Regions from separate parts of the Mus musculus genome. Here all the other regions are linked to region 2. A link is a loop called in an ENCODE intact Hi-C map of the cell type or tissue named here. Cell type or tissue: heart. All regions are shown on one strand.

Evidence for each region. A loop is a pair of places that touch in the nucleus more often than their neighbours do. Peaks named below come from ENCODE experiments on the same cell type or tissue, not always from the same donor. Only the 100,000 strongest peaks of a DNase experiment are listed, where the experiment ranks them.
Region 1: it touches region 2 in a loop (2.3-fold over the local background); 2 of 42 quality-filtered maps call a loop at or near these places.
Region 3: it touches region 2 in a loop (2.8-fold over the local background); 2 of 42 quality-filtered maps call a loop at or near these places.

Annotation. Positions count from the first base shown.
Region 1 is chr2:180,269,264-180,277,263 of GRCm38, forward strand. Cables2 (CDK5 and Abl enzyme substrate 2) reads right to left here and starts at 4,202. Exons shown (of 10, transcript NM_145851.2): 1 at 3,837-4,202. The coding sequence starts at 4,192. It also overlaps a transcript of Rbbp8nl not described here. In heart, no CTCF peak of the experiment used is centred here; DNase peaks (open chromatin) are centred at 3,888, 4,348, 6,798, 7,788 and 4 weaker places; H3K4me3 peaks cover 4,131 bases; H3K27ac peaks cover 5,563 bases.
Region 2 is chr2:180,702,483-180,710,482 of GRCm38, forward strand. It overlaps Gid8 (GID complex subunit 8), which reads left to right and starts at 7,744. Exons shown (of 5, transcript NM_001289652.1): 1 at 7,744-7,868. It also overlaps a transcript of Dido1 not described here. In heart, a CTCF peak has its summit at 3,689 (motif pointing right); DNase peaks (open chromatin) are centred at 2,329 and 7,629; H3K4me3 peaks cover 3,156 bases; H3K27ac peaks cover 2,855 bases.
Region 3 is chr2:180,257,798-180,265,797 of GRCm38, forward strand. It overlaps Rps21 (ribosomal protein S21), which reads left to right. Exons shown (of 6, transcript NM_025587.2): 3 at 1-54; 4 at 189-260; 5 at 433-488; 6 at 581-647. The coding sequence ends at 590. Cables2 (CDK5 and Abl enzyme substrate 2) reads right to left here. Exons shown (of 10, transcript NM_145851.2): 2 at 6,606-6,677; 3 at 6,417-6,509; 4 at 5,281-5,358; 5 at 4,320-4,428; 6 at 3,719-3,884; 7 at 3,280-3,383; 8 at 2,847-2,953; 9 at 2,478-2,682; 10 at 742-2,386. The coding sequence ends at 2,246. Among named protein-coding and RNA genes, the nearest start is that of Mir3091, 4.3 kb to the left of the region's middle. In heart, no CTCF peak of the experiment used is centred here; DNase peaks (open chromatin) are centred at 3,464, 4,854 and 5,294; H3K4me3 peaks cover 867 bases; H3K27ac peaks cover 820 bases.

The DNA.
Region 1 (8,000 bases), 430 kb before region 2:
CGGCTACTCTGAGGAAGGGCCATGTGTATAGGTCAGCTACTCTGAGGAAGGGACATGTATATAGGTCAGCTACTCTGAGGAAGGGCCATGTGTATAGGTCGGCTACTCTGAGGAAGGCCCATGTGTATAGCTCGGCTACTCTGAGGAAGGGTGAGGAAGGGCCATGTGCATAGCTCGGCTACTCTGAAGAAGGGCCAGGTTCTTGTGGTGCAGACACCGTAAGAATCAGACCCCATGGTGTGCCCTGCCCTGCCCCCACCGGGAGCCAGAGTAAGGGTTGACATGTGGGATGTCTGTGTATATGATGCATAATATGACACTCTATGTAGCGGTGGGGGTCTTGGTGAGGAGACAGCTGAGGAGGGTATGTGGAAACGCAGGGGCTGCTCATGGAGCGTACGGTGGCATGTACTGTATGTCCACAAATACACGGGGACTCCTGTACTGTTCACATGTGCCTGGCACCTCAATTTGAGAATAGCTAAAAGCAGATAAACACTGAGGAGCAATCTGGACTTTCTGTCGCCTCAGCTGACACTCTCCAGACAACTAAAAAGTCCCAAGCTCAGTACCTCAAGCTGCAGACGTACAGGACAGTGTCTGCTCCAGCTCCATGGCATGGTTGCATGGCAATGACTGGAGCCCTCTACATGTGACGTGGGATGAAGAGGCCAGGGGTCAGGAGTGAGAGGGAAGGTGCTAGCTAAGAGGGCTTACCCGCTGAGCAGTTCAGCTGTCCTAACAGCTCAGAGCTGCCCCTTAGCAACGTTGCTGCTGCCTCTGAAGTCCACCCTCCTCTGTTCTTCAGTTGGTACCTGAAACCTAACTACAGACCTTAAACAACAACTGGTATGTGACAGGCTTCCTTGCTTGGAACTTGGGAGATGGGGAGAGGTCTAGGCAGGATCACGTGCCCGTGGCTTTGATTCTGTGCCCTTTAGGAATCCAGGAAGAGTGGATGGGCTGTGCAGGCTCGGGACAGACTCAGGAACCACCCGTCACATGACAGGTTGCAGAGAAGTCCCTAGTGAGGAGCCCATCCTGGCCAGCATGCTCAGGAGTCTGGGACCCTCCTCCACTAAGCAAGCACAACAGCATTCAGTCAGAGCCCGGGGCTCTGTTCCCCTGCCCGAGCACACCATTTAGCTCCTCACAGACCTGTATCTGCTAAAAACCCAAACAAATAAGCAAAATACCCCATGGTCTCCTGGTGAGTCTCCGTCCCAGCACTCCATGTAGAGAGGCCTGTGGTCCAGCAGCTTCACAGAGAAAGAGTGGGGCCTCAGAGGCAGGGTCAGCAGCTGGGTTGTCCTGGCGACTGACTACTCCAGTGGGTTTCAGCCCCGAGTGAGCAGATTCTGGGCAGAGACTAATACCCAGGTGCCAAGTTGCTCAATGGCTCCTCTAAGTGGCTCAGGTGCTACTCAGGGCTGGCCTAGGCCCCTCTTTGAGATCAAAGCAGAACACAGTCTCCTGCCTCTAGGCCCAGTTCTCTAATGGTGGGTGCAATTAGGTTGCAATTTGCAAAGTCATTTGCCTATGGGGACTTTCCCTTCCTCTTCATTTCTCCAGCAGGTACTAAGCAGGGCTGTTGTAAGTTGAAGTAGTTCCCCAAAAAGATCCTTCAAAAGCCTCCTTAGGGGCCTAAGCTACAGACACTCTAGGAAGGGATCAAGGTGAAAGGAGGACAAGATAAACCCGTGAGGACATGCAGGGAGGAGCCCCACGTGGAGACAAGGAGAGGGATCAACACAGCGTAAGCCACCGGCACCCAAGGCCTGTGGAAGCTGTACAGGGTCAGGAGCACCTCCAGGTTACAGCCTGACCTTCAGTGATTGGCATCCAGGGCTGGGGGGAAAAGTGCTGCTGCTGCTGGGAGCTTCCTTTTTCTCCATGGCCTTAGAGGTGCACACACAGGCTCTCTAACCAGAAGGCAGCAGTGGGCAAGTAGCTGGAATACACACTTTGAACGGGACCATAGAGCCTAGAGGTGAGCCTCCTTCCAGGCATGCAGTAAAAGAGACAATAAACAGCTCAAAAGCCCTGTGCAGACAACCAGCAGTGACTCTGTCTATTGCTAGAAAATACTCCTGAGAGCCCAAAGTAGGATCAAGGACAAAAAGCTTCTTGTCAGCCTATTCCACAGAGCAGGAGACTGAGGCTGTAAGAGATCCATTAGCTGTTCAAGGTCACAGAGCTACCGGATGGAGGATGGCTGGTCTGCACTCACTGTGACAGCCTTCAGGAGGCCAGCCACTGTTGTCTCTCCTACCCACAGACTGGGAGCTGGGGTAGACCGTCCTCCTGTTGAAGGCCTGTGACCACACAAGGATAACAACTCTCAGGATGAAGTGGGGCAGAACTAGGAAGACGGATGGCTGGAAGAGCTAGGACGGCGTGGGTACCAAAGGGAGCCTCAACCACAAATGTTTCAGCTTGCTCTTCAAGGGGGTCCAGCTAACTAACACTCTGGGACAAACTGACCCCTTGTCCCCACTGTATCCCTCTATGTCCTGTGGAGAAGCATGACCTGGCCCTACCTGTAGGCTGAGGTGGTAGCCACAGAAAGTTGAGGTCCTTTGGCCACAGATATGTGATGCAGGGTCAGAAGTCAGACAGCTTTTCCCATCACAGACCTGCCTAGGGCTTCCCACACCTGGGAGCCAGCCACCTGGCAGGAGCTCGGATATATAGCAGTGGGGCCTGCCCAGAAGGGACCTCAGTGTCCAGACTTAGCTCCCGCTGTCACTCGTTAGGTGAAGGCTGAGAATGCAAGAGGGAGCTGAGCAGGCTGAGACCCACATGGTGCTGGTAGCTACGGCCATCTGGGAAGTAAGCATAGCCAGGGAATGGGGGAGTAGTGAGGAATAAGAGCTGTCCTGGGCTAGGATGAAGGATCCTAGGATCCAGGCAGGGGAGGCAGAACAGTTACATGTTGCAGACCCTGAGTCCAGCAGGTGTGGGACAGAGGGCAGGGAGGTGGTCAGGTGTATAAGGCCGAGTAGAGATGAGACCAGGTAGGTAAGACCCTGGCCCACAAGCTGAGTTGGGCACACAGCCTGTAAAAAGTGTTTGTGAGTCTCTGTGTAGGGTAGCCAGGGGAGGGATGTGTCTAGAGTCAATTAGACCAAGGGAACTCCGAAATCCATATTCAGGGGACTTTCAAGGTAAAGAGCTGACCCCATATCCAGGAGCTGACAGCTTTAGTGGGACTTTCAAGGTAAAGAGCTGACCCCATATCCAGAAGTTGACAGTTTTAGTGGGACTATCCCTTCCCTCTGGAGGCTGACCAGCTTCAGTTAATCCCAAACTCATCTCCTGTATTCTGGACTGATGCTGCCACATCACCTCAGTCCCAGTCAAGGACAGACGGGACTGCGAGCCTCTCTGACTCTTGCACGCTGCGGTGATGGGCCCTCAAGTACCAGAATGAAGGATCCCTGGACCACCCTGGCTCCTGCATTATGGGCTGAAGAACCCTCTTCCCTAATTACCCGACACCTTGATCTTGGGCTGGTCATCTTGACCCTGTGTCCTGGGCTGACCATTCCGGTTCACCCAGACCTCTGAGTGTTAAGTTGATGGGTACCAGGTGACCATACCTGTGTGCGGGGTGAATGGACCCACCTCATCCCAACCATGTCCAGGTCTGCCGAGCTTGTGGCTTACCCGAACCCATAGGTCAACTACCCCACAACCTGGGAGGAGGGACCTGGCTCACCACCACCGGTGCCCCGGGCTGCCAAGGCCATAGGTCACACAGCCGGAGTGCTGGTTAGGCCTCTAGGCCACCACCCTGACCCCAGCGTGCAGCCGCCCCCGTCCAGCCCACTCACCTTTGGCGCTGCCCGTCCAGGCCAAGGCCGGCGGGCGCCGTCGTGGGGCTGAGCAGGCCCTGGGGCGCGGGCCTGGCTGGCAGCCCCGGGAGGCCTCCAGGTGGAGCGGGCGGCGGCGCGGGCGCCTCGCGGGCCTCGGTGGGCGGTGGCGGCGGCGGCGCTGGCTTCTCGCCTCCGGGACCCAGGCTCGGGGGCCGTCCGTCCAGGGAGATGTTGTTGAGAAAGAAGAGGGCGGCCTGACGGCGCCGGGAGTCCCCGCGCCTCCGCGGCACGGCCGGCGGGTTCCGGGCGGCCGGCGCGGGCCTGGAGGGGCCGGGGGCCGGACCCGGGGCTCCTCCCGCCGCAGCCGCGGCCATGCTCGAGTGCGCCGCCGCGCCGCGCCGCCGCGCAGCTGCCCATTGGCCGCGGCGCGCTTGCATGCAAATACCACCCCGTCACTCCCGCCCATTGGCCGCGGCGCGCCCATATGTAAATATAGTTCCGCGGTTCCTGTCTATTGGTTGCGGCGCGCCTGTATGCAAATACCACCCCGTCGCTCCCGCCCATTGGCCGCGGCGCGCCCATATGCAAATATAGTTCCGCGGTCCCTGTCCATTGGTTGCGGCGCGCCTGCATGCAAATGAGGCTCCTCTGAGCCCTTCGATCGGCTAGCGATATGTGGCTTGCCCCGGCGCTCCCCTGAGTCCTAGAGTCTTCTGTCTGTTGTAGGTTTGGCGTGGCTAAACACGGCAAGGTCGGTAGGTGCACGGAACCTGTGTCCTGTTCTCCCGTCCAGGACTCGGTGTACAGGGCACCCTTCAGCGAATGTTCATTATGGGCTGCAGACTCAGGGTGCGGGCCTGTTGTGGTCACTTGCTCCGGGGTGTTCCCTCAGCCCTGGGGTTCTTCTGGGCAGGTATCCATCCATGTTCCACCAGAGCCTGTAACTTCCGGGCTGTGCCGCCTGGCCTCCTCACTGACTGCTGAAGACACCCGTCTATGGTCTGAGGGCAGCTGACATCTCAGTTGCCTCATGGACGTGGTCTTGAGTCTGCATGATACTGGAGTTTCAGTTTCCTTCGTGGAGGATGTCCAGGACTCGAGTATACAAACCCTTCTGGCTCAGTACCGTGTGTGTATGTCGGCCCTTCCCTGTACAGAGTCTTCACCCTACCATCACCTGCTCTTTCCAGCTCCCAACCTATGTGGACTTCTTATCTTTCTTTTGTTTTGTTTTTCAAGTCAGGGTTTCTCTGTATAGTGTAGACCAGCCTGGCCTCGAACTCAGAAATCTGCCTGCCTCTACCTCCCAAGTGCTGGGATTAAAGGCATGCGTCACCACTGCCCGGCGACTTCTTGTCTTTAAAGTGTTTGATGGATCATTGAAGAAACACAAAGGAAAATCTCCCCAATGTTCTTTTTGGTCTATGGTCACTGCCTGCTCTGGTCCTGTGGCTGCTTAAAATGGGTGCTGGAGTGGAGTTGGTTGAGGGAGAGAGATCCCTGGGAAGTGGCTTCTTTCCTTGGGAGAAGCCATCGGTAGTGTTACCTATAGGAGTTCATACTGCCAGTTCCTTCCCTGCTTTTAAGGCTCAGGCAGGCTGATTCTGTCAGACACCCCCCTCTATCCATGGCATCTCCCTGTCATCCCTGAACAAGTAGGCTTACCCTTACTCTGTTCTGACCCCCCTCTTCTCCACTGCCTTTTCCTAGCTACCCTGCCAGGAACCAGTGACAAGGTGGACAGTTTTCCTGTCTAGTAGAACGCAGGGCTTGGTCCATTGAGTGGTGGGCACTCCCAGAGAGAGTAATTTCTGTCAGGGGGTCATGGTGTCTGCTGACCTGGGGTGGTGTCCTTCACACTCAGGCTGCTTACCTTTCTGAGTTTTGGTCTCTGGTAGTATGAGGTGCTAGCTGTATGACTAAGCTGCTTTGGGATGGGTAATTGATCGTGGCTAACAGAAGCCACTGTCTGACAGGGATGACAAGGAGGTGTGCTCCTGGCAGGGTACCATGAGTGTGGACATAGCCCTAGAGCTAGACCCCAATATTGGCAGACAAACCTGTGAGGTGATTGAGGGACATTTAAACAGGAACTTGGCCTCTTCCTGGGTGTGGTACTGTGGGTTTTTTTCCCTCACAGACCAAACCTGACCAGGAGGTCAAAGTGGATAAAACATACAGCTTGTGTTTTATTCAAATTTGAAAAAGCTGAAGAATCTTGTAACTGATTGAACACACACACACACACACACACACACACACACACACACACACACACCTGGCTGTCCCTTGGAATTTTGTCCTTCGGGCCTCTCAGGTGTGCTCAGTAGAGAATGGTACTCTGTTAAGCCCAGGCCTCACCCAGTCCCAGTGACAGTTTCTCCAGTTCTGGAAGTTTCAGGCTCTTACAATTATACCCACAGTTCCCTTTTATGCTGTAGTCCTTCTACCTGGTTTGGCCAGCTCCAGCCTTCCTCACTCAGTTATGGTCAAGTGAGTTCTCCTTGGCTTTCACCCTGACCTTTTGGCACATATTTAGATGCTTATAAGAGCATGCTAGGAACTTTGCCTGCTTGGCACACTTCTATTCAACCCTCAAAACCCAAATCTAAGCTTCAGGTGCCACCTTCCTTGACCTCCCCAAGGCAGCTTCTTTCTCCCTTATTTCCCCACACTGGACCCTGACTGGTGCTTTGCCAACAGTGCCTGTTTTTGCCCTGGAAATGGCAGCTCTTAAACTTCATACACAGGTATTTCCCTAAGTTTCTTCAATACCATCAGGATCTAGTGGTTCAGGGCTGATTCTTAATTCTTAGTCTTGGTTGCATCTGCCAAGACTCCACAAGGGGGCGCCTGAGACCGCGCTGACTGAAGCGTCCTTCCTAGCCTGGAAAAGTCTGGGACCTCCATCTCCTCTGGAGGTGGGGACCTTGCCCAGAAAAAGAAGCAGGGCTAGGCTGAGGCTCCCCTATTCCCCGCCCTGCCTTCAGATGGGAGGAGCTTCCCAGAAACCTGAGAAGAGACTTGGCTGGCCAGCCCCTCTGGATGTAGGCGGAGCTTATGGGCATTGACTATTCCGAGCTATCTTCAGGTCGTGTGGCTTGACTTGTGCAGGCAACAGTCTGTGACAGCTACCTCTGGGCAAATGCAGTGTCCCTCAGTCTGGAGAGTTAGGTCTCCCGACAGCTGTTAATGGGGGAGAGGCTGAAGTCCTCCTTTGGGCTCCTGGGACCTTCCGCCGGTGTCAGGGGTTCCTTCGGTTTCCTCTTCCCTTGGGATGGCTTCTTGGGGGCTGTGGGAAAGATGAAGTTAGAATAGAGATGGCAGCAGCCGGTTTTTCTGGCTTTCTACTTCTAGGCTCAGGAAAACGCAACTTGGTGAAGTCTGTTGGCCACTCTTGCTCCTGACAAGGTAGTGACTGGCTGGAGCACGGGAGGAGACCCACAAGTATGACCAAAGGGCTGACTCTCACAGAGCCTAACCCCAGAGTCTCTCTCACTGCCAGCGTGGCTGGGACTATGACCACAAGGGGTGGGCATCTGGTCTGGGCAAGTAACACCCAGGACCTTCTGAGATGCTGGGTCTATGGAGCAGAACCTCAGTTTCCCTCATGTGTGTCAAGTGGTGTTGAGTCTATGTGCTGGTCAGAGCACAGACAGAGACAGCTACAAACCCCTCCCATTCTGCATGGCTTGAGTTAATCCTAGGATGTGTGACATCCTGCTAGGCAAAGTGGGAGCATGACCCTCACGGGACATGAGCCTGTTCTCACTGGCTGTCTTACTCAACGTGAAAGGCAGAAGGTGAGACTCTGGTAACTCAGTGGACCACACCCCAGCCCGTGCGTACATAGCAGGAAGTGCTTGGAAATGACACAGAAACCCTGGCCTCCACTCGGAGCAAACACAGGCTGCGGTCAGTCCCTTTCCGGCAACAATGGCTTATTGTGGTGGCCCCAGCCCAGCCTGCTGAGCTGTAGCCTGGGCAAACATAGGGTACATGCATATTAGCTTAGGTGTTCAAAGACTCACCATTGTGCACCGGAGGAGGAAGTGTCCTGACACTCTTACCCAGGACCAGGCTGGGAGTCTGCTATCTTATCAGACAGAGTTGAACTCAAAGGTACCGCCCTGGGCAAACATGTGAGCAGCCCTGACACTGAAGGAACACATACCCCAGAGC
Region 2 (8,000 bases):
AATGGACCAGGAGCCAAAGTCCAGGCATTCGTGCCTACAAGGGCCCCACCCCCAGTCCCCTCACGAAGGCATTTAAGAATTTCCCCCCCTAGCGCTAACTACAGTGATATTCCTTCACTGTCCCCCATATTACTTAAGGAAACCAGAAAGAGGTCGCAACGTGAACACTAGCCACATTGCTCTGAGGGCAGTTAATGCCGGGATAGACGCTCAGCTTTGCCCCATACAACCAGCTTCTTATTTATGTAAGCACACAGACACAACGCTAGGAAGCCATTCTTCTGGACTCTAACTTCGGCTTCCTGTAACAAACATGTGCTCCGGTCTAGTAAGGCCTCTCTCACATTGTAGAGGCCTCCAATGCTCCATTCAGAAGCCCAGGTCTTGAGTAGTTTTCTTTCTAACATTTCCCAAGATTACATGACAGCTCATGGGGCTTCCTTCAGTACAGTAGAAGGCTGCTTCTGCTTCCCTTGGTGAGATCCTTCAATACCACCTTTCAGATTCTAGTCAAGGAGGAGCCTACCCTGATTACTCAACTCTGCCCTTGAAATAAGTTCCCAGCATCCACAAGCGGCCAAACAACTCCAGTTCTGGGGATCCAGTGCCCTCCTCAGGCATCAGGCACCCACTGCATGTACACATACATAAAAGCAGACCATTCATACACATTAAATAAACATTTTTAAATATAAAAAACTAAAACCCAACATTTAACTTACAGTTCATTTTATTATGTGCAGTGCTGGAGATGGAACCCAGAGCCACCCTAGGGCCATGCTAGGCATGGAGTAATCTGTAACAGCTAACTTTAGATAAAATGCGTTTACTTGCACAGCACTGAAGAATCCGATAACAAATCACCAGCTGCTTTGCACGGAGGGCAATAGAGTAAAGCACCAGTCTTCGATTTCACTTTAAAAACAGCAGGGTCCAATTTGCAGCAGATCTTTATCTGGCAGTGCTACATCCATACACAGCTGAGACCCAACACCAACCATCACAATACCGAGAGCACAAGGTACTGGCAGCACAGAAAAAAGCCCAAAAAACCCCCAGCAATTTACAGACTTTGTAACCAGGTGTAGTGACCTCTGTATTACAAGCACTGAGGATGCTGAGGCAGGAAGATTTTGAGTTCCAGGACAGCTTTGGCTACAGAGTGAAATACTTAGAACAAAACAAAACAAAACAAAAACAAATAAAAACCAATCAAGACAGCCAGGGAAACACTGTGAGAAGTCTCAAAGGAAAAATAAAAAATAAAGAGTGCACATGTGTCACAAACTGATGAGTCGACAGAAGAACAGAATCTGTGCCAACCTGCCTATAGAAAGAGAGAGGTTGGGGCTAGAGAGATGGCTCAGCAGTTAAGAGAATTGGCTGCTCTTCCAGAGGTCCTGAGTTCAATTCCCAGCAACCACAACAATCTGTAATGGGATCTGATGACTTCTTCTGGTGTTCACGGAGATTTAGAAAAAAGTCAATGACCTTTCTTTTTTTCCCAGTTTATTTCTGCCTGCATGTATGAATGTGCACCATGTGTTATGCCTAGGACCCCACTTAAGTCAGAAGAGTGTCAGATCCCCTGGAATCGGAGTTGTGAGATTGTGAGCCACCTTGTGGAAGCTGATAATTGAACTTGAGTCTTCTACAACAAGGGCTCTTACCAGTGTGATACCCCTACAACCAAGATATGGTGATTTATAGGAAAAGGGGAAGTGATACAAAAATTACCTCCTTCCAACAGAGAAAACTATTTGAGTAAATGTGTAGCTGTTTTGCAGCTCTCTTCAACAGAAGCCAAGGACTCCAGAATTCAAGGGTTTACATTTTTTTTTCCTTTTAAGAGTAAAAGAAAGCATCCATGGAAACAATGTAGTTCTGGCCAAGCCTTTAATCCCAGAACTAGGAAAGCAGCAGGCTGGTCTCTGTGGTTCAAGGACAGCTTGGTCTGTCAGCTGAATGAGACCCAACCTCAAGGGGGCAAAAGTTATTCTGCGAAACACAGCAGGCATCCTGGTAACTGATTATTTACCTAAAGGAAGCATTTTGTATTTTATCCTCAGAATGCTTTTCCCTTTTATAAAACTCGGTGATAAACTGCTACCCTTTTTCACAATGACACAACTTCCAATTCCTGCCTTGGCTTGCAGAATAGTGGTACCTCTGATCATACGGTAGCCTCTCCGACAACTTTTATGACTTCTCTCCCCCAGGTCTACCTGTTACACACAGGAAGTTTAGCTAGTTAATGAATCCACCAGGCTGACATTTCTGTCAACTTGGCAACTGTCCCGGGTTACAGCCAGTGTGGCTGTCCCAGGACACGCCCCACCTATTTTCTACTCTCTTCCGTCCTTGATGCCATTGTACAGGTCATGTACATGTCCGGCCCCACTATCCTGTCTGTTCCATACACACTGTGGAAGCCCTCATCTAATCAGTCTGGATCTACCCCTTCACTTGTCCCAGGAACCTTCCCGTGTGTACCCCAAACTCAAATCGGTTCAAAGCCTAACACAAAAATTGGCTCACAGGGATGGGAAGACAGCTCAGTGGGTAAGAGCATTTGACATTCAAGCAGGGGCAGGCACAAGCATGGGCCTGTAACCTCAGTGCTGTGGATGGTAGTGACAGCCAGACAGGACTGCTGGAGTATGCTGGCTACTGGCTTAATTTACAGTTTAGTGAGAACTTGTCCTAAAGAAATAAGGCAGAGCAAGAGAACACAGGCCATCTCCTCTGGCCTTTATGCACTCCTGCGTGTGTACTCACCCACACAAAGACAAACCACAAATGAGCTGACTTCCCCCTTTGCTAGTGTTCACACGGGGAGAGGAAGAGCCTTGACATAGTACACTCATTCATTCCCTAATCAGCAGTCATATAAAGAACCTAACATGCACTGGACACTTTACTGAGATGCCCAGTACAGAGAATGTGACTATTCTCTGTGTGTGTGTTCATTCATTCACGTGTGTATGTGAAGCTGCACATGTGTACTCAGGCAGGTGTCCTCCTCCTCAATCTCTTGTTTTTGAGAATGACCCCTCACTGAATCTGGAGCTCACCAGTTCAGAGACATGGGCTTGCCAGGAAGTCCCAGGGGTCTCGTGTCTGCCTGCCAGCTCTGGGATGACAGAAGCCACAGTACCAGTCTTCTGTACACAGATCAAGCTCAGGTCCCTTTGCTTGAGCATTTTACTAAGCCATCTCCACAGCACAGTAAACCTTGGTTTTAGGGGATCCATGATATAAGGCAATGGCAATATGGGGTAGGGTGTTGAAAGTCAAGCAAAATAGCACTTTAGAACTTTCTTTCTTTGAGACACCAAGAAACCGTTCTCTCTACATAACCTGGCTGTCCTGGAACTCACTGTACAGACCAGGCTGACCCCATCGCCTCTGCCCCGAGTGCTGGGATTACCACCAGGCAGGGGTGGTGCACGTCTTTAATCCCAGCACTTGGGAGGCAGAGGCAGACGGATCTCTGAGCTCCAGACTAGCGTGGTCTACAGAGTGAGTTCAGAACAGCTAGGGCTACAGAGAAACCCTGCCTCGAAAAACAACAACAACAAAAAAAGATATGCATTACCATGCTTATGTGTAAGGGTATTTTGCCTGGATCTGTATGTATGTGTACCATATGCACGGGCAAGGTGCTCATGAAGGCCAGAAGAGGGAGCCCAATCCCCCAAAACTGGAGTTACAGGCAGTAACTCCAAGTGAGCTGAGCCTGGGTTCTCCTTAAGAACAGGAGTGCCCTTAACTACTGAGCCACCTCTCCAGTTCCGAAACTATTTTTCTAACTGTGAGCTGCAATCCTGTATGGGATTCTAGAACTGAAACGGGGGAAGGTCATGAAAAATTTGGCAACAGCTATAGTTTCTAAGCATGTAACAAATCAAAATTAAACACATAATGAATCTGAGGTGTTTCTAGCAGGGCACACCCATGGTAGATCAACTGCTGTCCTGGTTCTTTTTAAATATTTTTTTTTATTATTTTTAAATTATGTGTAGGTGTTTGTGCACATGTGTTCAGATGCCTGTAGAGTTCAGAAGAGCGCATCAGATCCCTTGAAGCTGGAGTTACAAGTAATTATGCCACCATGTGTTGGGATTGGAGATCAAACTCTTTTTTGTTTTCTTTTGTTTTTTTGAGACAGAGTTTCTCTGTATAGCCCTGGCTGTCCTGGAACTCACTTTGTAGACCAGGCTGGCCTTGAACTCAGAAATCCGCCTGCCTCTGCCTCCCAAGTATTGGGATTAAAGAAGTGCACCACCATACCCAGCTCGAGATCAAACTCTTTAACAAGAGCTGCAAGTGAAGCAATTTCTCTGGGCCCTGCAGTCTTGGTTTTGAAAATAAAACAAGCCCATTTTACATGCCAGAAACACTAACAAATGCACCTCAACTATATTTAAAACTCCTGTTTGTTATAAACTCAAGTATTTTTATTGTACAAAGTTTATGAACTTCAAGAAATATAACAGAAGCCAGGCGCAGTGGTGTGCACCTTTAATTCCAGCACTTGGGAGGCAGAGAAAGGTAGATTTTTGAGTTCAAGGCTAGCCTGGTCTAAACAAGTGAGACTAATAAAGATAAGATCAGGGCTAGGATGTAGTCAGTTACCTGGTGGGCTCTTGTCTAGTATGCGCCACGCTCTGAGTTCAGTCCCCAGCACCACAAGCACTTGGCATTCACTGTGCATAATAAGCCTGGAATCACACCACAAAGTAGAGCAGGAGACCCTAAACTCACTGTCACTCCTGCCTACACATAAAGGTGCAGCCAGCATACACAAGGGAGACCTTGTCTTTCAAAAAATAAATATTCCAGGCTGGACTGGCTCATACCATTTACTCTCCTTTGAGAAATGTTGGAGTTTAGTTTTCAGCATTAATACAGAAGTGAGAGGGCTCCAAGCCACTTACAAACTCTGTTCTGGGGTTCTGACATCCTCTTCTGGTCCCCAGACCCACATTCAAATACACAAAAAATAAATCTTAGAAAAGAATTCAGAATTTTTTTTTTTGACAGAGGGTATCTCTTTGTAGGCTTAGCAGACCTGGAACTATATAGATCAGGTTATCCTTGAACTCAAATACTTAGACTAAAGTCCTGTGCCACCTCATCCAGCCAAAAAAAATTCTTTTTAAAAAAGATTTGTCAGGCATGGTGGCACACACCTTTAATCCAGGCAGAGGCAGAAGGATCTCTGTGACTTAAAGGCTAGCCTGGTCTACATAGCAAGTTCCAGGACAGCCAGAGCTACATAGTGAGACCCTGTCACAAAACAAAACAACAACAAAAAAACCCCAAAGATTTATTTTTATTCATGTGTACATAAGTGCCCAAAGGCCAGAGATATCAGATCTCCAGAAACTGGAGTTACAGGTGGCTGTGAGCTGCCTGACTTCAGTGCTGGAAACTTAAAGCTCTGAGCCATCTTTTCTCCAGCCCCAAGGCTAACACTTAATGTAATGTAAAAATAAGCAAGCATATGCATCCTATTAGAATGAAAATTTGCTTTTGTCCTTAAAGGTAAAATTGTATTTATAGGAGAAGGCTGTTATGAAATTATCAGTTAATATTTGATTTGTATTTTATACATCCATATAACCAGAATAGCACGAAAAAAATCCTTATGCTGGGGCTGGAGAGATGGCTCAGGGGTTAAGAGCACTGACTGCTCTTCCAGAGGTCCCAAGTTCAATTCCCAGCAACCACATGGTGGCTCACAACCATCTGTAATGAGATCTGATGTCCTCTTCTGGTGTGTCTAAAGACAGCTACAGTGTACTCACAAACATAAAATAAAACTTAAAAAAAAAATCCTTATGCATAAAGTGGTTGTAGGTGGAAAGTTTAAGAATCCCTAGTTTACAAGATCACTTGAACTGGGCATGGTAGGGCACACAGCCCTGTCTGACCTGGAACGCACAGAGATCCACTTGCCTCTAGGTATGCCACCATGAGCAGCCTATGAGGCACACTACTAACATCCAAGCTACCTACACAGAGAAACATTATCTGGAAAATTCAAAAAATAAAAATTATCACCTGAGCAAAAGGAAAAGACAAAACTTGCTGGTATTTAGTGGAACTTCCCAGGGAAGCCCAAGCAGTGGAGGGGAGCATTTCACAGCCCAAAGAGAACAACAGGAGTCCGGGTGCAATCAACTGGCAAAAAAATGCCTTACATGAAATGAAGGTCAGGGTGTAGGAGAAATAGTACTGGGAGGACATATGTGACAATGTCATGCAAGCAGCAAAGATGAGCTCAAAGTCAAGCAGCTGAAGAACCCTCAACAGGAGCTAGTTTGTAGAAAAGACTAGGGGACTAGCAGATTGCTCATCCACCATCCACAGAGGCATTAACATTCTGAGTTAACCCTCTTCTCTCCTCATGATACCAGCCTCTTCCCTTGCACAAGTTTGAGTTGATAATCCAACTTTACCCAGAGTTAAAGTAAGTGCTACAAAGTTTGTCGATACCAACCTGGATAGCTTCGGGTAGAGCTATGGAGTTAAGAGACTGCCACTGTGGTCATTGTGTCTGACAGATCTGCTAAACTGGTCTTATTTTCAGTGACTCAATGAGAAGTTGCTTTCCCTGGACAGTTCATCTTTAAACAAGCACACCCAAACATCTCAGGGCGGACGGACCAACATTCCTTCCAGAAGCATTCCAGAATTTCTTTACATTACAATGACTGAATTTGCATTCACCTCCGGTAGACAATGGACACATAAATATGCAAATACCCATTTAACCGTTCCTATCCGGCAGTGTTAAAGAGCCTCCAACTTCCCCCATCCCTTACCGGAATATCTAACCCATAACAAGGCATTGGGTAAACAGGATTCGGGGTTGGGAGGAATAGGGGTCCCTTCTCCGGCGGCAGAAATCCCCTCCGCCGAAGTTCAGAGCTGGGTCCACACCATACGCCGCTAAGAAAAAAGACACTCACTGTGAGCGCCCAGAAGTAGGGAGTACCCTCGGCGGAGGGGTCCCCACTGTGAGCACTTCTGAAGCATGGATCCGCTCTGCTTCGATGATTGCCTTAGAAGTAGGGATTAACTTCGTGCATGTCCCTGAGAACCCCAGCACTAGGGAGTCACCTTTATTAGTGCCCAGAAACGAGGGAACAACAGTCTCCGCAGTCCGCTCTCCAGCGTGGCCACAAAGATCGCTCTAGGCAGGGCCGTTCTGACGCTGATCAGGCCTCGATTACAACGTTCCCGGAATAAATCCTAGGAGCTCGCTCACATCCGGAGGCCTTGTCTTTGGGACTAGAGCCTGGCGGACTACAAGCCGGGGAATGCCCTCCTCATCTCGCGCACTCCGGTGTTCACACACACCTATTACTCGCCCCACCCCCACTTCACACACACAAAAACAAGAAAAGAGCTGGGACCTTCGTTTCGAACTCAGTCTACACGTCTCCATCCCCGCGCTAGCACTCAGTACGCGAATGCCCCCGCAGCAGCCATCTTGCGCAAAAGCGATGCGAGCCTTTTGACTCTCGCGCCAACCCGTAGAGCCAGAGCCCTGCCGAAGAGTTCTGCGCAAAAACGGAAGTTGAGACCCTGGTTTCCGGCGACCGCCCGGGCGGTCGATTCGCGAGAGGATTCCATTGGTTGCCAGTTCGCATCTCGAAATCTTACGATCTCGCGAGAGGTGTCTGAGGGGCCGACGCCGGTGTAGCTACCTCCGCTCCGCGCCCCGCCCCCGCCCCCGCCGCCGCCGCCGCCTCCGCCTCCTCTATCTCCGCAGTCTCTGCCGCCCCTCCCCGGCCCCGGGAGCGGCCGCGGAGCCGCCACCCAGACACTGTCGCACGGGAGGCGGGATCCGCACGGTAAGATGGCCGCAGCGGGCCCTGACGGCCGTGCCGAGCGTCTCCGCGGGGCTCCGGGGTGGACCGAGGCGCGGAGGTCAGAGGTCGGGGGTCTGTGCCCGACAGGCTGCCCTGCCCAGGGTATCCGAAGCC
Region 3 (8,000 bases), 440 kb before region 2:
AACCGCATCATTGCTGCCAAGGACCACGCGTCCATCCAGATGAACGTGGCCGAGGTGAGCTGGGAACCTGACGGTTCCTGAGGGAAGGAATTACGAGGCCCTCAGGCCTCAGCCTGGCTCTTGGTGTGTTTACTAACATCGGGGTGAGGTCGAATCTTCCAACCTCTTTTTTTTTTTTTTTAACCCAGGTTGATAGGACCACAGGCCGGTTTAATGGCCAGTTTAAAACCTATGGCATCTGCGGGGCCATTCGCAGGATGGTGAGTTCTACCACCTGGTCTGCCTTGTACTGTTCATGTGACATCTGAGCTCTGATGGTGGTGTCCTTTTCTTCCTGTGGGAATGGTTTTGGGCTTAATAGTGCATGCTCTGCCTGCTAAGCAGGGAGCCAGCTCTGTGTGGATACTCAGGTATTTATTTTTAATTTTAAAGGGCGAGTCAGATGATTCTATTCTCCGATTGGCTAAGGCTGATGGAATTGTCTCAAAGTAAGTGTGGGGGACAATCTCACATTGGGGTTGAGTGGCTTGGGACTTCCCAAGAGATACAGCTTTTAATACTACTTTTTCCCCTTTGTTAGGAACTTTTGAGCAGAAGAAATCGGGAATTTGTTACAAATAAAAGTTTTAAGTACCTGTGACAGTTAAGTCTGCTTTTGCTGTTTTTACTATGTAGGGCTGGTGTTTTTATTGTGACCAGAAAAGGGCCGCACACTTACCTGAAAGGAGACAAGCAAGGAAGTATGTTGCAAAAACCAGTTTTACTTTAACAAAAACATTTTAACACCTTCCATTCATAACCTACTGGACATACACCACATTCTGAGGTCTGACACAGCTGTGTCCTGTTGAGCGCTGCGGGTGCAGCACCAGGTCTGTGGCATTGGGTCACAGTCCAGCTGGACACCATGGATATACCTCAGATTTCTGGACTCAGTCTATAGGACTCTGTTTAGCCCGTGTTTGGTTTAAGGGTTGGCTTTAACAGTGCTCAATACCACAAACCAGCAGCTCTTAGCGAAGCTTAGGAAGGACTAACAGCAGACCAGCTTGGTAAAATGAATACACCTTACTACATCTAGAAGCTTAAATAACATTTATCCCATCAGTCAGCCATATATATCTAAGTTCATTTAAAAAAAAAATGATGGGGCTGCCCTGAAGATAACCTGTTTGCAGGAACGACTTATTGCACCTAAAGATGCTCTGAGAACGTGGCATGCTTACACCAGCATAAGCATGGACAGGCTAAAACGTATTTACTATCCTTTGAGCTCCTGTCTGAGCTGTTACTGATCCGATAGACCTAGGTGGTCGGTGTCAGGCTTGAGGACGAGCATCTCTGGGACATGAGACTGGAACCAAGCGGTGGCTGGCGTCTGCCAGGCTGGTGACCAGTTTCTAGGGAAGGATAACAGGCCTGGGGAGGTGGAGGATAGCTCTTGAGTGATGACAGTGGCACAGGGCAACTTGGCCTGATGACATGTAGTCATTGACAGTAGGTAGCAGGATCGGTGCCTTCCTGCTTGAGGATCAAGTGTGGTTCAAAGTCAGCAGCAGGCCTGAATGGGCCATTGTCTGTTCCCATAGAGACCAAATCTCAAGTTATAATGACTTTTCTCCATCACGATATTGCTTAGGAAAGTCAAGAGCCCACAGTCAGTGGTTGTCCAGTGACAGGGAAAAGCTGTGCTGGCAGGAGGCAGCAGGGGTTGGCCAAAGCACTGCTGTGCATGTGACACGGGTTTCACAGTGGCAGATGCTTTAACAAGGTGCAGTGAGAGCAGACTCAGAATCAAGGTGTCTGCCCTATCCTGTATCTTGACCAAAGATAAAATAGTGCTGATGGGGAACTGCCTGGGTGGAGGCACCAGAAGACAGAAGCCTGACAATTGTAGCAAGTTCAGAAGGTCTGGACACCTAGGTCTCTACAGGAATGGTTTCATGGGTAGGCAGAAGGAAGGCTGGCCCTCAGGATTCACAACATAAGCCAGGCTGGTCTCGCCACACGAAGAACAAACCAAGCCCCACACTGTTCACTTGCTTCAGGAAAACCCTCAACAGGGAGCGTCTCGAGGTCAAGGCGTGCTCTGCCCCAAAATTAAAAACTTTCCAAGGAAGCCAAGCTGCCGTGGGTTGTGAGGGGCAAGTGCAGTTACTGGAGGAGGGACAGGAACACTAGTCCTCTAGCCAAGCTACTCAGCCTTCCTGCCAAAGCAGCCTCCCTCTGGGGTGCACTGTTTGGGCTAGAACTGCTGGGTGAGGCGTCTGTAGTGAGGTAACACTTGGTTCTCTGGGAGGTACAGGGCCAGTTCCAAAGCCACGAGCACCGTGAACTCAAAGCCAATGAGGTCTTTCCTGTTGAACCGGAACCTTTCCTCCAGCTTCTGCAGTGAGGGAAACAAAGGGTGAATGGGTTAGCTCCATCTGTGTCCCCGTCTAAGGCCCAGTGCCTGCTGGTGCACACCTCACACTCACGTCAATAAGCTGCTTCACTTCACTCTTGCGGAGGTCACTGCTGATCTTGGCAGCCAACAGAACACAGGCTCCAGCACACAGTTTGCGGTTCTGTTTGTTGAGCTTGCCCTGCAGTACGAGCTTCTCAAAGTACACATATGCCATGGACACGGTCACAGGCTCCAAGCTGCACTCTTCAGAAAGGTTCCGCATCTCCCGTTTTAAACTGTGGGTGGGATGGGAGCCATGACGCTGGGGCAAATCCATGTCATGAGACAGCAGTCACCCTTCCATGGCTATGCCATGTTCTGTGGGCTGTCAGCACACATGGAGAAAGCCCAGAGCCAGGTTAGGTGGCTGGGAAGGGGTATCTGCCTAGCCCTCCCTTACCTCCTAATTTTGCTCAATGTCAGTTTGATATGAGGGAACTTTTCCCTGAAGGTCTCATTCATATCCTTCTTGAGGTCTGCAGGTTTCACATACTCTATAACGGTGGTCTGTAACAGAGCAGAGGTGAGTGGGCCAAGATGCTTGGGAATGGATGCCCTGCAGCCTGCAGGTACACACATGAGCATGTGGGACTTCAAAGAGGATTAACATGGCTCAGTCTGTCCATCCTCTGGATAAGCCCAGCCTGCCAGGCGTTCAGAGCTGGCTGCAGGAGATGTCCAGCATGACTGGCTGTCCTGCTTGGGCACACTGCCCTTGGCTACAACCCTTCCCACTACCTGTTGGTGCTGGGTGGGGACAAGGCACCCTGAGATGGCTGAGTCTCTGGTGTGGAGGGTGCTCATTCAGTGTATTACCTGAACCTTGAACTCACCATGTATGAAGCAAAGATGAGTACACGCTTATGTTTTCCACACGGCCACTGTGGGTCGTCCAGGAGGTTGGGATTGTATTCCACTGCATCTCCCCCGTCGCTTCCTGTAGGCAGAGGCAGCCAATGACAGCCTAGATCCTGATCAGAACCCACACCTCCCCTCTCCCATTGCAGCCAATGAAGAGGCATGAGGGCAAGGCTCAGGTCTGAGAGGTGCTCCAGGTCACAGGCCAGCTAGGGCTTAGGTCCAAGAAGTGATGCCTGGACAAAGCCTGCCCCCTTCCCGTCCCACACTGACCCTCTCTTCTGCCTGACTCAGGCAGAGCCTAGGGCCACATTATCTGGAATCCTTTCCTCTGAGAAGCCTTGGTGCAGAGGCATGAGTGTGGCTTATACTGCTGTCTGGCCCATGGCTGTGCCTAGCCCAGACCTTGGCTACCTAGTTCTGTGCCAGCTGGTGTTGACTTGGTAGGCACAGGTTTGTGTCTTGAACCTGGTGGAGCCCTGGGGATGCTGGGCCGAGGCTGGGGCAGCAAGCCATGGCTGTCATTCTTGTGTATAACCAGAGCATTAGTAGGGTACAGGAACTTTGCATAAGACACGACCTGGAAAAGCAATCACATTAGCTCAGTTCTGCTCCCCAGGCCAGAAAGTACAACCAAGTTCTGCTTCCCTCTGCCCTCCAGTGAGGAGCCTGAAGCCATGCTGCTACCCAGTCGGAGTGGGTACTTTCAAGGTCAGAGCACTAGCTTCCATGCCTAATCTGTGGTCTGTGGCCAGGCTAGTCTCTGTCTTGGAAGACCCTTGGCCTACTTACTGGTCCAGAAGCAAGGCTCTATGTGGAGAACCCAGGGGAGCAGTTGGGTTACCCACAGCTAGCAGTGGCTGTGTATGGTGTACTCTTAGGCACTTTCTCTGGGTGGCATGAGCCAGCTAGTGACAGGTGTAACGGGGTGTGGCTTGCTCCCAATACTGTGCCTTAATGTGCAGCACCTGTCTGCCTAACTCTGCTGGCCAATGGCTGGCCACAGGGCTCTTGCCTTTCCATCTGCTCCCAGCTCAACGCCTTCCAATTCAAAGACCATCTCAGAAGAAACAGAAACGCCGCCGGATGGGTGCCTCTGCTTCTGGCTGTCCACCCTCAGGTCACTGCAATGTATATGAGAGGGAGGGCTGTAGTCCCTCTGTCTGTGGTCAGTGGGTGGGTGCTCGGCCCACCGGGAATCCACCCACACAGAGTGCTCCTGCCACAAAGTCCTCAAAACAGGAGAAGGGGGCGGGCATGACCTTGGAGGTACATGACAGAAGGTTTAGCCTGAGGGCAGCCTGTATCTTAACTCCTGCCTTGTGGATGACAGGATAGATGTCATCTGTCATAGCACCTGGGAGCCACCACTCTGGAACATCCCTGAAAACTTACCAGACTTTGGCTTAAATTCGCTTCCCAGGTGCCTCAGTCCCTTCACCTGTAGTCACACAGTTCAGCAGCTGGCCTGGGATCCTGAGAACTGGCTATCTCCCACTCTGGACAGGAGGTTTTTCTGTGCCGACTATTGTTCTGTGGGGTCACACACAACACTGCCCCGCCCCAACAGCTGTTTCCTTCTTCCCTGAATTATACTCAGGACACAATTGCCTGGGCTGGTCACAAGGTTTTAGGAGCTTATTTGAGAGAGGTTCAGGAATATCTCAGTCAACCTATATATAGCCTACTGATACATACCTGTATATAGCTAACCTATATATAGCCAACCTATATGTAGCCTGCCTATCTATCTATCCATCCATCTACACACACATCCCACACACATATAGATAGTCTGGACAGAACCCGTGGCTCCGGGGATAAGAACCTGGAATGCAAACTCCTGGGCTGTGGAGGGAGACGATATGCTGGCCCCATGAGTCTAAGGCCCCAGCCTACACTCAAGAGCAGGCCACACTGATTGTGCTCAGCAGGACCAGGGCTTACCCGTGTTCGCAGCATGGGCAGTTTCTTACCTGATCCGTAGGCCTTCTCCATAGGGCAGGACTGAGAAGGCCGCACACAGGGACCGCTTGGCACAGATGAGTACAATCCTGTGGGAGGCCGAGGTCAGAGCAGGGCAGGAACTCTGTCCTGTCTACATTTGGGTGATGGGAAACTGCCAGAGCCACCAAGGGGACTTGGATTCCGGAAGCCAGGTCTGGCATCTTAGCACTTGGGCCAGATTCCCTAGATCTGCTTAGGAAGCTCCCTGCTCCCAGGAGCACAGGTTACCCAGGAAAGGGCAGCTTCATTCGCACAAAGAGAGGGCACAGGAAGCTGCCAAGTTCATTGGCAACAGGCTACAGAGTACAGGCAAACACAAGGTTTACTGCTAATAGAGAACACCTAGATATAATACAGAACTAAGCTATCTAGGGGGGCTTAGGACTGGGGCCCCTGAATGCTCAAAGCTATAACCATAGGCCACCCTGTGGTCTCAGGACTTAGGATTTGCAGGTCCTGCAGCAACAGTTCCTGGGGATACTTATCACGGTGACCTACAGCAGGGAAGGGACTGAGATCAGAGTGACAGGTAGTGTGTTTGCACCAGTGCAGGCATATGCAGCTGCCCAGATTCTAGCCTAGCACTGTTCTGGGGACCCAAATACTAGTTTGAGTTAAGCCTCCCATATGTCCCCCAATATACCTCATCTCCATCTGTGTGTCCCCAATGGAACTCTTAGTGCTGACAAGTATAGCCATGCCTTATCCTGTATATGTGCCCCAAATATGGTCGCACCTTCTATCCTGGGCACATTTGGGGAGGGGGGAGGCATTTTTGCTTTCCCTAGTCTCTTTTTCTTAAGATCTGTGTCCAGCTGCTGGCCCTTCCCTGGGATTATACAGTGGTGCCTAGTCTCTTTTTCTTAAGATTTGTGTCCAGCTGGTGGCTCTTCCCTGGGATTATACAGTGGTGGCTTGCTGGCCTGGCTATGCTAGCCAGTGTTCAACAATATAGAGGGTCAGGGGACAACGGGTGATGGAGAAGGGGCTGCTGCCAACAGGGGCAGGGCCTGGGTCTCATATTTTTGGCCCCCAGAGACACGGCCTGATCCTACAGTACAGGGAGCACAGTGGCCTTCCCGGGCCTGGCCCTACACTCACTCACCTGCTGTTCTTTGTGTCATACTGCCTCATGTTCTTGATGAAGTGGGTTTTCTTCAGGCCTTTGTGTCTTGGTGATCCAGATGCATGCTTGGTTCTGTAAGGTAAAAAGCAGGTCGTTCTTGCCCTCCTTGGACTTTCTTGTGGCTCCTGGGGTCAGAGGCCTTGGAGCAGGGGCAGGTAGGGTATATACCTCTGCACCGAGGCACATCCCACTGTGTCTTCCAGAAACTCAAGGGAACAGCGCTGAGATGTGACTCGTCTCCTGTAGGAAGACATCATGGCCTCAGAAGAGACAGTACACAGACTCCAGGAAGCCTTTGCGGCAGGTCCCTGAGCAGAACTGAAGTCATGTGGGAATATGCAGGGAGTGCGGGCATGAAACCAAGAGGCTTCAAGACCCGGTGAACCAAGACTGCAGTCTGGGGAAGTCCTTGTCCTAAGGGAGAGCAACTGGTGCATGGCAGTTGCAACACACACACATGTACACACATATGCATGCACACAGACACAAACACACACACACATGTACACACATACACAAATATGCACAAACACCCCTCCCAGGAGCTGTTTCTGGGTCTAGAACATTCTTTTCCAAATGTACAACTAAGATTTCCTTGTGGACTTGGGGTTCTAGTTCCATGTTGTCCCTCAGGAAGACCTGTTGGTGACTGTCACTAAAGAAAGATGGCAGCTCTGCTTTGGGAGCACTGATCCCTGTGGGTCATGTTGGCTCCTGGGTCCCCTGTGCCTTTACTCAGGAGGCCAGGACGAGGGAGGCAGACTCCCAGCACTGTGTGCCAGGAGAGGCTTCTTCAGGCCGACGAATGAGACCAGGACAACAAATTCAAGTCTTTAGTCCCAATGGGCAAATGACTAGTCAGTTACAGATCGTCTGGTTCTTCCAGGACACAGTTAGTGAGAGCAACAGCCAAGCTACAAGCTTACAGTGTGGGAACGGAAGGGGTGGTCTGTGTTCTGAGCTTGAAGCTTGCCCAAGACCTCGCCACTGACAAGTTTGTGCCAGGGCTCCCTGAAAGCACAGAGTCACCAGGAGCCTCAAGCTGAGGCTGAGGTATGCCAAACACTGTGACTCCCTCCTTAAAAATGAGGGCCTGTGACTAGACTTGAGTGGGCTATAGTTTCCCATCTTTATTCTCCTATTATCAGCCATGTGGTATGTTATTAAAGAAAAAATAAGGAACAGCTAGGCATGGTAGTATGGACAATGGTGAGTTTGAGGCTAGCCAAGGCTATATATATGAGACCTCATCTCTTTTTGTTTTGTTATTATTTAATTTTAAAAACAGGGTCTCATGTGCTCCAGACTGGACACAGACTCAATAGGTAGCTGCAAATAGCTTTGAACTCCTAATCCTCCAACCTCCACTGCTGCCTGTTGGGATTACATAGAAAAGCAACTCCTGAGCTGGGCATGGCGGCACGCCTTTAATCCCAGTACTCAAGAGGCAGAGGCAGGCAGATTTCTGAGTTCGAGGCCAGCCTGGTCTACAGAGTGAGTTCCAGGACAGCCAGGACTACACAGAGAAACCCTGTCTCGAAAAACCAAAAAAAAAGGTCACAA